Regions from separate parts of the Homo sapiens genome. Here all the other regions are linked to region 3. Evidence: read pairs that join two places in POLR2A ChIA-PET (ENCODE). Cell type or tissue: A673. All regions are shown on one strand. Region 1 overlaps GFOD1 (Gfo/Idh/MocA-like oxidoreductase domain containing 1). Region 2 has its middle 120 kb from the start of EDN1. Region 3 has its middle 130 kb from the start of TMEM170B.

Region 1 (4,000 bases), 2.0 Mb after region 3:
CTTCCCTTACCCTACCTCTCTCGGTGGGCTTCTGAAAAGCCCACTCTGAGATCCTCAAGATCCTCAGGTTTTTTCTTTTTCCAGCTTTTCCCCACCCAAATCTTCGCTATCAAAAGGTTCTTGCTAAAGGAGCACAATTCTAAGTATAGACTTCTAGTCAGACACTGTGTGTGTGTGTATATGTGTTTATGTGTGTGTGTGTGTATGTATGTATGTGTGTAGGTGGATTAGTGTGGCACAGAGCATTCCTCTCATCCCTAAAACCACGTGCAACGTAAAGGGAACTTGCATTGTCTGAGTGTGTGGTTGACATACCCCACAATCCTGGGTGTGTCAGATGCCATTCACTGTATGCTGGGATTTCTCCCGAAGAAAGCACACAGGTACCTGTTCTGCAAACTGCCTGTCTGTCAGCCTGGGCTTTGGACTCGGCTCTCCAGCAAATACCACAGGTATTTGATCTTCTCATGACAATCATCTGTCTTAGCATAGGAGAAAGCACCAAAATGGCTCTTTAGAGAAAAGCACTCTCTCCCATTTAATGTAGGAAATAAGTAGAGGCAGTCTTGCACTCTTCTCTAAGCACGTGGCTATGACATTTCTTTGACTTGAGGGTAAGTAGATTCTACCGGGAAGACAGAAAATGAGGGGTTCAGGCAGAGGCAGAGGCCCTGTTTTCTTATAAGCCCTTTACAGCCATGGCTAATTTCCTAATGGAGAAACCTACAAAGGCTTTCCCCCTTTTGCCATGAGAAAAGAATACTGCCCTAGGTCACTGTGCACAGCCTAAGGAGGCCATCTGCACTTTCTTACTCCTAGGTGAACAACTTCCCTGAAAAGACAAGGGAGCCACTTGTCCCATGCTGAGTCCACACACCTCTGGGAGCACCAGGCCAACACACGTTCTTTAGGTCTCAGGTTTACATCCTCTTGTGGCAAAATGTGGTGCCCACTTTCTGAGGCAAAAAGATCAAAAACTTTGGGACTTCAAACAATTTCAGAGATAAAAATCATGCTGCAGAGAATTAGGCAAAGGGACTTGGAACATATGGACTCTATTTCACTCCAGATTAACAGGCAGTGAAAAATGAAAACCATGAAAACAAGAAGTGCCTGAGAAAGTATGTTTTGTGTTTTGCCAAGCCCCAAACATTTCCCAAGTGGTGGGAGAGGTCTGGCAAAGTCCCCTGGTGCTCTCAATGGTGGTAGAGGAACGGGAGGGGCTTTCTGTGCACATGCGGGTATGATGGGTGAGGGTCACTCTGCTGCATCCATCCAGGACTGTGAACCATCACGCCACGGCTCCATGCTCAGCTCGCCCCCCTGAGGGCTCTGTCCCTGCATCCAGAAATGGCTGTCTTGGAGGGTTGCCGCATCTGTCAATGTGATGCAGTGTGACCACGGGTGAGTGGCAGAAAGCACACGAGGACTGGCCTGAGTCTTCTGGGGAGGCCTTCACAACTCACTCCACAAAGACCAGGCAGCCCTTTGTGTGAGAACAAAGAGCTAAAGCTGGGTCTTTTGAAGGCTTTGGGGCTTGAACCAACTTAAAATTTTAAGACAATATCCTCTCAGCAGCAAATAAAGCGAAGCTATCTGTCTTTAAAATGGTGGAGCTGAGAGATACCTTCCAACCTATGTTGCCGTGCTGTAATTAGGAGCAAAATGAGATCCGTGGGAAACTTCTGACGGGTTAGAGTGCTATGTGCAAGGCAGTGTGCCTGATCTTCATCAGAAGCTTTTAAGTTAAATAATTTCAGAAGAAGCTTTACTGCCCTCCTGAGATCCCTCATGGGGAAATGGAAAATCAGCTCCCTCCGAAGCCTGCTGAATGTGTTCTCTGTAACCGAGCCAAAATATTCATGGCCCTCCTGAGAAATCTGTGCTATAGGGAAGAGTTTCCAGCCCAGAGACCCTAAAGCCCTTCAGGCAGCTGCTCCCCTTATATCCTCCAAGCTCAGGGTCTCCAAGTTGTGGCTGAGTCTCTGCTCCTATCTCAGGACAGATCAGAGCTTTGGTGGGGCTGACACTTGATCCAAATGGTACCCCTGGGAGTCTGGGCAAGGGGCTTCCCATTCACACCTCTAGGGAAAGATGGAGCTCTGTTGTCCCACAGAGCAGGTACCCGTTGCTGCCCTTCATCAGGGAAGTTATCCCTGGGTACCTGAAGGATGGCTGACACCTGGCCACCCAGGGACCAGGGCTGTTCCCTAACATAATCAGCCTGGAACCTCAAGCATCCCTCCCCGTGAGCACACTTCCAATCACACAATCCCTGATCTAATCATGGTGGAAATCTCAGAGGCAATGCTACTTTCCACGAGTTCCTCCCCATCATTCCACTTGTGTTGACAGCCCCTTATCTTCTAGAAGCCAAAACGGATGCTAGTTCTGCAGGCTGGCTTGCAGCTGTCCCAGCAGATTGGCAGAGCCCCCAAAAGAAGTCCCATCAGATATGGCTTCCTATTTTTTCCTCGCATTTGCAGAAGGTAGAGACGGCTTGCTTTGCATTTCAAGTAGGGAACTCATTATCTTCATTTATACTTTGTTCCTTCAACATTTCTGTGCTAGGCACTGGGACCAAAAAATGAGTAAGAAAGATGAATAAGAGCTCACAGTCTAGTAGAGGAGACCAATCAGGAAAGGCGTGATTATGGAATGCAGATCTCAGAAAGTGATAAACAATGAAACCATGAAGGAAGGGCTGCCCAACCGATTTGGGCATGGAAGAAAGTTTTGCTGGAGAGGGAACGTTTGAGCTGGGTTCTGAAGCATGCATAGGAGCTTGCCTATTCATCATTCAGAGTTTGGTTCGGGTATAAAAAATGGTCTAAAATAAGATTAATGGTGTTTAATGTGGAATCTGGGAAACTGCTAATACTGGACTGTTTATAAAAACTGTTGTGTGTATATCCTGATGCACAGTTTTCTGAGAGAGGTTCATTAGATTCTTAAAATAATCTGTGATTCAAGAAAGATTAAGCAGAATTGGAGTTTAGAGTAAAGAAAAAGAAAAAAGGCAGGTCAAAGACAAATCTCTGGTTTCAACAGAACTAAGCATATGAACAGAGCTATTTATAATCCCTCCATCCCTGCACCCTGAGACATGGGACATTTAGTCACTTTCACTCTCTCACTCACTTACTGCAACACTCCATTTAGCCCAGCTCTTTTTCCCCTTTTATTTTTCTTCCTGCTAATCTCCTTCCTGCTCCCCCAACACACACACACACACACACACACACACACACTACGCTTTTTTTTTTTTTTTGAAGTTAGAAACTGCAAAAGAAGTGGAAGTATCATCAGGATTGACTTGTCTAAATCTCACTCTTCCCTCTGTCCCTTCCTCCATATACATTAAAAGAGGCCATTTGAAGAGACTAAATCCCCGATTTTCAATCCCCATGAAAGTTCTTAACATCAATACAACTTCCCAACTCAAAAGACTAGTCTGATCTGCTCATAGCACAAATGGTACAATTTCAAATAGCAACAACAGTCATTTATTGAGTGCTTACTTTGTGCCAGAGGAGGCACAATGTATTTTGCATGCATTTTCATGTTTTAGTCTACACAACCAGGTACTTGTCCTGTTCCCATCTTACAGATGTGGAAACTGAGCCTCTGAGGGGTAAGCAACTTGCCTCTGATTCCACAACTCGATAGTAGTAGAGTCAAATCTGGAATTTGAACCCAGATTGTCTGGCTACAAAGCCAGCCTAGTCTTTTTAAAAATATGTTTTTTTTTTGTGTGTGTGTGTGTGTGTGTGTGTGTGTGTGTTTGTTTTTTTTTTTTGAGACAGAGTCTCACTCTATCGCCTAGGCTGGAGTGCAGTGGTACAATCTCAACTCACTGCAACCTCCGCCTCCCAGGTTCAAGCCATTCTCCTGCTCAGTCTCCTTAGTAGCTGGGGTTACAGGCATGCACCTGTAATGCACCTGGCTCATTTTTGTAATTTTAGTAGAGACAGAGTTTCTCCATGTTGGCCAGGCTGGT
Region 2 (4,000 bases), 760 kb after region 3:
TTTGCTATGTTGCCCAGGCTGTTCTTGAACTCCTGACCGCAAGCAATCCTACTGCCTCAGCCTCCCAAAGTGCTGGGATTACAGGCAGAGCCACTACGCCCAGCCAGAAATCCATGATTTCATAATACATTATGTAAAACCACACTCTATACCCTCATGATCAGAGCATTCTGGGAGCATCCTCCATAATCGGACTCCAGGCTTGAACAAGATACAGACAAAAGAGCACATTCTGAGGCCATCAGGCTCTGAGGCCAAGCTCACAGTGGCCCCTGTGAGAGGGGCTGGAAATAGGATAATCTGGCGGGTTCCTCACCTGATAGCTAAGGACACACCTAGGGAGAGTCACAGAGCAGAAATAATAAAAAAGAAGTTGCCTTTCTGGTGGAAGGAGAGAGAGTTCAGGGATTGTGAAAGAAGAGAAAGTGGGCTATTGTGAGGGAAATGCCATGTCCCCGTTCATTTTTGTGTAAAACTAAGCTGAACCTCACAGCAAGAAGCTAGTGGGAATTCATGGCTCACAGCTAAAGCTCATATTTGCATAATAATCAGACATAAATATGGAAGAACATAGTGATTTCTCTTCAAGGAAGACTGCAAGGTTAAACATTCTAGTATGATTCACGCCAATCCTCTAAGATGTATTGGGATCAGCCGGGGAGGCAATGCTTAGCTGTTCACCCCTCCACTTGATTCTCAAGCGAGTTCTGAATGGACACCACCTCCAAGAGCTCGGACTCTGACAACTAGATCTGCTCTGAGAAAGTAGACAGAGGCAGCTGAGAAGAGCCTGGGACTCAAACCCATGACCCACCCACATTCCATCATCTGGGAGAAGGACCAGGCGGACATTTCTCTAAGTCAGGAATCAAGTTTTGTTCATTTTGTAGATTTGGCCTTTCAGACATAATTAAAAGTCCCCATGACATTTAACAAAAGTTTTCTAATTACTTTGCTTTTGTTCTCTGAGAAGCTAGGGCTGTCTCATTCCATCATGCCTGAGGTGTACATTAGATATTGTATTAAGGGTTTATTTCAGCACACTGAACAACTGTTCTTTTGAGGTGCTAGATTGTTACTGGGAACTAGATTGTTACTGGGGACTGCATGCTCAGGTAAGGATGGAAAAGTGGAAATTAAGGACCTAAATAAGTTTTAAGTTTTATTTCCCCACCACCTAGACCATAAATCTCATTCTGAAAAAAAATATAGCTGATTTTGGTAATTATTAAGACACCTCAAATTAAACAGGAAATTTTCCTGGCTCAAAGAGATATTGATAAATGACTTTTCAAAGATAGGTAAATTTTCTTACTTAAACTAACAAGATATTAGATTTAAATTTTGAGATTATAGGTCATGCTCTGTTGGTATGATAGTGTTTTATTAAAAAAACTCACATTTTATATAGTGCAGTATTTTTAATTTTAACATTTACAACAGATATTGCATTATATGAAGTCATTCTCACATTGTGGTTGAGATAATTGCTCAGGGTTGCAAAGCTAGTTAAGTAGTGAGGCTGGGAGTTAAAACACGGTCCTTTTTTTTTTTTTTCTACTGTTCCATGCTGCTTTTTCAGTAATGATTTATGATAATTGGGTTGTATTGTATTCATTTCTAGGTGAAAGTCTATTTAGTATTCATAAAACATCCCATTTAAATTTTCTACAAAAACGAGTATGTCCAGTGCCATGCATATTTGTATAAATAATAGATTTTGTAACCTTTTTCTTTGCCCTTTCTCACAACTGATATAATAGGAGCCATAAAAATATTTAGTGAAGAAACATTTAACTTAAATAGCAGGAGATAAAAGAGCAATCCAAAGTGACAGTTCTAATCAAGCATAACACATGTAAACTTCCAAGTATATTAGGTTTCAGTTCTTCATCATTATTCAGAAAAATGTCTTTGTTACATGTCTTATGAGAAAAGATTGGAGGGAAGACAGTGGAGCAGCGATTCACATTGTTTTGAGTATTGACATTGTTGGAATACAGCATAACATATTATATTATGAAGTTCCTGAGTCTGATCTTTTCAGAAATATTTCCAAAAAGAAATGGAGCAATTTTCCATTACATTTTATAAAGAAGATAATTATTTAAACATATTTCTCCTAGGAAGGGGACAGCAAATTGCACTGCTTTTTATGTGCAGACTTTATGAGGGAAAGAAAGCGATGACAGGAACTTGGAAATGAAGGCGTTTATACATTTTAGCTATAAAAAGCGTAAGAGAGAAAAATAAATATTTGTTCTGTTTAGCAGATGATCCCATATTGCAGTATAAGGCAATAGAGGTCCCTACATATAAAACGTAACTTTTTTCTTTGTCTGATTCTTACTTTTGGTCCTGAAATGCAGACGTGAATAATTAGATAACTTTTATGATGTCTATATATCTGTGGGCTTGAAAAAGATATTTCACGAAGACCAATAGACATTTGTTATGTTGTTGAATTTGCTTGAGACAAGACATCTTTCATTCATTTGTTTTCAGTTACTTGAAAGACAGTATGTTTAGCTAGCTACCTATGAATGTTGCCAAATGAGATCTAAGGAAACCATGATAGGTGAAAGACATCAGGGCTTTACATTCCTGGAGATCAGTCATGGAAAGAAAAGCCAGCTCTGAGATCAGTCAATTAGCCAGGCATGCTTAGTTTTCTCTGCTAATAGCAAGGCTTATTTTTGCCCAGTAGGGTCAAATGTTAAGAACAGTTTTGATTCAGCAGTAGTGCCCTTTAATACATTTGAATTTATTTATTTCGGAACATCTCTATACTTTCATTACACAGCAAGACATTTTCTGTTCCTTCAACATTTTTATTTGCCAGAAGTAGTTTACGACTTCATGCAGTCTACTTATTATTCATACTCAACCATGTGCAATCATAATAATTATTGATTGAACAATCTGGTCTTCATTAAAAGTATGTTAACTATTCTAATGAAATAATATGCATCATTTCTAATCTACAAGGGTTGGAAACTTTTGAATTCATAATATTGATTATGAGAAACCAAATTTCAAAAAATATGTCTATGAGGAGAAAAATAATTTCTAAAATTTATTTTTTTTAAATCAGACCCAAATTATTAAAAACTTCACTTAACTAATGAAGTTAAATGCTTGATGAAAGCATTAAGCTCTGTTGGAAATAGTTGTAAAATATTTAGTATATGGTACATCAACCCTCTTTGATACTTAAGCAACCCTAGTACCCCCAGGTCAGTGCTCTGAAGGCCCTTTAAATGGAGATAAAGATCAGAACTGACACAGGGACCCCAGGGACCAATCCTGGAAAAATGTTTTGTTTGTTTTGTTTTGTAACTAAACAAATTCCTGTGAACCCTTTGTTGTCGTTTTTCTAAATCCTTCAAAAAAAGAAGAAGCATTTGGAAGACACAACAGATTCAGGCGACAAAACATTTCAAGTTTCTGCTACAGGTAGAATCGTATGTTCTTTAGAATTTCAGTTGAAATAGATAACATATTTCCATGATGGACTTGTATTGTCTCTTAGAGACACTTACAACTTTTGTTGTTGTTGTTGTCCTTGTTGTTGCTATTTAAATAACTCTCTTCAGCACGTAGAATACATGCCAAATGTATTTGTAAATGATTTGTAATGTAATTTAAGTGATTTGTAAATGAATGATTTGTAAAATCTGTACATTGCATTACTTCGGTCCAGAGTTAGGGGCCATTTAGATCTGGTGGCTGGTGTGAATGAACATAAGTTCAATCTCTGTTCAAGGTTTATTTCAATGACCATAGATTGTGTCTCTAACTGTTGAGTCATCTCACAAATTTATGACTAAATAGGGTGTGGGCAAGAGAGAACAGATTTACAAATACTATCTCAAGGCTTGTCATCTACATACTGCAACAATATTATTAGTATTGAATTAATAATTAATTGGTATCTAATGAATATTAATATTCGTATCTAATTACTGTTAAATAGTGCTGGTGTTTTCTAGTTTATCTG
Region 3 (4,000 bases):
AAAGACCTAGATGGAAATGTTGAATAGTTTAAATGATATTAATTAGGTGACTGCCTGACCCAATATTATTCCTCTAGTAATTATGGGTGTTCATATGGCCCAATTCAAATCAATCAGAATATCATCATGCCCAGAACACAATGACTGATTCCTAGAAAAGCCATATGAGCCTCACTGGACCAATCTAATTACTTCTCTTAATCTGAATGGGGAGAACAGATTTTTATACTCCGGTTGCAGAGCTGTGACCCTGTAAGTTCAGAGCTGTTGATGAACATGTCACCTCTGTGGGGATGATGTTGGATTGAAAAAATGAGGGTACCATACAGAGAAAGAAGAGGCAGAAGAAAAGACTACTGAGAATATAGGCATTCCCTTGTTTCTGTCCCTGGCTTGGTTACATGAGCTGAGTTGGTATTTGTCTATTAATACATTTCTTTCTCTGTCTCTGTCTCTCTTTCTCTTTCTCTCTCTGTGTCTCTGACTCTGCTTTATTTTAGCTAGTTCTCAGTGGTATTTTATCATTTATAATCATTCATGATGATGCTAGCAATTTAAGTATGCAGTTGGATTTGCAATTTCTCTTACTCAGAAAGAGATTAACTGTAGACATGTTGTTGAAAGTTGTAGATATTGATTTAGAATTTGAAGCCAGGGAGTGAATTAGATCACCAAGAAAGAAAGAGGAGAACTGAGGTATAAACTCTAAGAATTCTAACACTAAAGTTTCAGGAGAGGTGGATGAATTCTCAAGGAAATTGGAAGAAATGCCTCAAGTCATTGGAGGAAAACCAATAGATTGTGGTGTGTAAGAAGCCAAGGGTGTTTTAAAGATGTGGTGGTCAACTGTATAGAATCTTCAAGACAGGGAAAAAGTGCAGTAAGAACTGGCAATCAGCCATTGGATTGGGTAGTGCAGAAGTCATTGCTGCATTTTCCAAGAATAATTTCAGCAGAGTGGAGGGGTCAGAAGCCAGTTGGAGTGAATTGAAAAGGAAATGGAAGTGGGAAAGTAAAGCCTGAATATGGAAACAATTCTTTTAAGGATTTTAGCTGTGAAGGGGAGACTATGGAAAGGATGGCAACTGGAGAGGGAGCTCCAGAAAGGATATTGTTTACTTTTTTTTTCTTTTGGATGAGAGGGACTAAAACCAAATTATATTTAAAGATCTATTAGATCTTTAAATCTAATAGAGGGACTAAAACCAAATTATATTTGGTTTAAATCTTTAAATCTAATAGATGGACTAAAACCCAATTATATTTAAAGATCTATTAGATCTTTAAATCTAACAGAGGGACTAAAAACCAAATTATATTTAAAGATCTATTAGAACACACAGGAAGGAGCAGCTAACTCTGCCTAGGTGAGTAGAGAAAGATTTCCTCAAGGAAGCTGGGTCTTAAATGGCAAGTAAAGCTGGCAAGTAAACATTTCCTCAAGGAAGCTGGGTCTTAAACGGCAAGTAAAAATGGCAAGGAAGCTGGGTCTTAAATGGCAAGTAAAAACTTTCAATAAAAGAAGGCATTGGCCGGGTGCAGCGGCTCACGTCTGTAATCCCAGCACTTTGGGAGGCCGATGCAGGTGGATCACCTGAGGTCAGGAGTTTGAGACCAGCCTGGCCAACACGGTGAAACCCTGTCTCTACTAAAAATACAAAAATTAGCCAGGTGTTATGGTGGACGCCTGTAATCCCAGATACTCAAGAGGCTGAGGCAGGACAATCGCTTGAACCAGGAAGGTGGAGGTTACAATGAGCCGAGATTGCACCACTGTACTACAGCCTGGACAACAGAGCAAGACTCCATCTAAAAAAAAAAAAAAAAAAAAGGCGTTGCATAGAAAAGGAAGATTGTATGCAAAGACACAGTGGTGTGTTTGGGGGATGTTCAATAGGTCAGGGCATGAAAAACTTTAGCTCTGGACCTTGTTAGGGAGAAAGAAAAATGCCACAAGGCTTTTTGTACCTTTTATCTTTGTTCTTAACTTCATCTTTAAAATAATTAGATCAGGCCTGATTATGTTTAAGGTCTACTCCACTATTAAAATCCATAGTGACTGTTTCGTTAGATTGATAATACTCCCAGAAATGAATAATCCACTGCAGATGTTTCCTGAAATTATGCTCTATAATGTGTGGTGAGAGGCTCCTAGGAAGTTGGAGGCTCAGCCTAAAGTGGCCCACTTAGAAAAAAAAATTGTGAAGCATATTTGAAGTTTATTGTGTTTTATCTTAAAAGATCATGTACATCCTATTTCTGAATAGATCTGGCAGGATTTTCTTAATAAAGTGTTTTATTATTATTCACTGATGTCCCGGGAAGATAGGCCAGCCTCAGCCTTTAGATTTAATTATTTCCTGGTAGCTACTTACATAAACTCTGAGTAACAATGAAAGTCCATGCCTGGAACCTATTTTCTACTCTGAGTCTTCTCACTTGCCCACTCACTGCCAGCTTCACAGAGGCACAGTCTGAGCACCAGCTCTCTGCAGAAGTGAAATACAGTGGAACGTGGGGATGAGAAGAGGAGAGCAGCAAGAGTAGTTTCACTGGGTTAACTGATCTGTATCAACGTCCTGGGCTGGAGAGAATCAAGTAATGGCATGATGAGCCTTAGCATCTTAGCTGCTCACATATCACATTATTCACATCCACTTGGCTATATGAATTTTCTTTATAAAATAATATGAGAGGCCAGGCATGGTGGCTCATGCCAGTAATCCTAGCACTTTGTGAGGCCAAGGCGGGCAGATTGCCTGAGCTCAGGAGTTCGAGACCAGCCTGGGCAACGTGGTGAAACCCTGTCTCTACTAAAATACAAAAAAAATTAGCCGGGCATGGTGGTGGGCACCTGTAGTCCCAGCTACTCGGGAGGCTGAGGCAAGACAATTGCTTGAAACTGGGAGGTGGAAGTTGCAGTGAGCCGAGATTGAGCCACTGCACTTCAGCCTGGGCAACAGAGCAAGACTCTGGTCTCCAAAAAAAAAAGAATATGAGATATAAAATCCACATCATATTGCCTGAAAGAAAATCGCAACACACATTAATTAGATTCTTGGCAAAAGACTGAAAAAAATGTCCCAGAACTGTTGAAGCAAGTTATTTTTAGACAACTTTACTCTAAAATATGTTGGTTCCTCTGAATGAGTTCACAGCGTATACTGCATACCCCTTTGGTCTGATCCTCTTGAACAAAAACACCTCCATTTTTCCTTTTTATTACATAATAAAATAAAATGAGCAGTCTCCCAGCGCCATCCCAGAAGTACTCCTCCACTGAATGCTCTTTTTTTGTTGGCTTCTATCTACACATTTGCCTTCCTGTGAACCCTTTGCCCTACTTTTGTAACCTAAAGACATTAATAGAAACTTAAGTTCTTTCCACCATTCATTTTGTTTTTTGGTTGTCCCCATTTTTAACTCATGAGGTCACTCTGTGTTTCATCAGATTTCCTACACTGCAGCCTTCTGCTATTTTTCTACTAGAACAGCCGAGGACTAACACTTTATATGGCATTGCAAGGGAAGAAGGATTAAGCCATTGGTAGTTGCAGAGATCTGACTTGGTGATAAGAGATCTGCCAGTGATTAGAGACCCCACCTAGTTGGTCTTAAAATGGAATTAGTCCAGATGGTGCCAATGGGAATTAAGGGACTGCATGGTCCCAGAGCAAACACAATACCTGTCTTTTGGATGCTCTTAATCTCAGGGGCAAAGGAGGGAAATGGGGCTTTCAGAGGCTGAGCCACACATTCCCCCGTGATTATAGTGGTAAATACTTGTGATTTAAAGTGACTGTTTATCAGATACTAGAAATGTCTTTTAAATCCTTAAAGGAGTATAAAGGTCTGTTTGAGAGTCACGTGTTATGGAAATTAACAGGAGTTTTAAAGTCATTTATACATATTTCTGAGACTGCATCTACAAAGGTTTTCAATAATCTTCATTAAATATATATCTTTGGGACGAAACACAAGATTCATCTAGAAAACATGA

Evidence for each region. Peaks named below come from ENCODE experiments on the same cell type or tissue, not always from the same donor. Only the 100,000 strongest peaks of a DNase experiment are listed, where the experiment ranks them.
Region 1: POLR2A ChIA-PET joins it to region 3 with 7 read pairs; 1 of 35 experiments calls an interaction of 5 or more read pairs at or near these places.
Region 2: POLR2A ChIA-PET joins it to region 3 with 5 read pairs; 2 of 35 experiments call an interaction of 5 or more read pairs at or near these places.

What each region holds. Positions count from the first base shown.
Region 1 is chr6:13,370,523-13,374,522 of GRCh38, forward strand. All of the region lies in intron 1 of GFOD1 (Gfo/Idh/MocA-like oxidoreductase domain containing 1), which reads right to left. Among named protein-coding and RNA genes, the nearest start is that of TBC1D7-LOC100130357, 44 kb to the left of the region's middle. In A673, no CTCF peak of the experiment used is centred here; a DNase peak (open chromatin) is centred at 1,749; H3K27ac peaks cover 443 bases.
Region 2 is chr6:12,171,247-12,175,246 of GRCh38, forward strand. It overlaps a transcript of HIVEP1 not described here. Among named protein-coding and RNA genes, the nearest start is that of EDN1, 120 kb to the right of the region's middle. In A673, no CTCF peak of the experiment used is centred here; no DNase peak of the experiment used is centred here.
Region 3 is chr6:11,408,648-11,412,647 of GRCh38, forward strand. No RefSeq gene overlaps it. Among named protein-coding and RNA genes, the nearest start is that of TMEM170B, 130 kb to the right of the region's middle. In A673, no CTCF peak of the experiment used is centred here; a DNase peak (open chromatin) is centred at 2,304.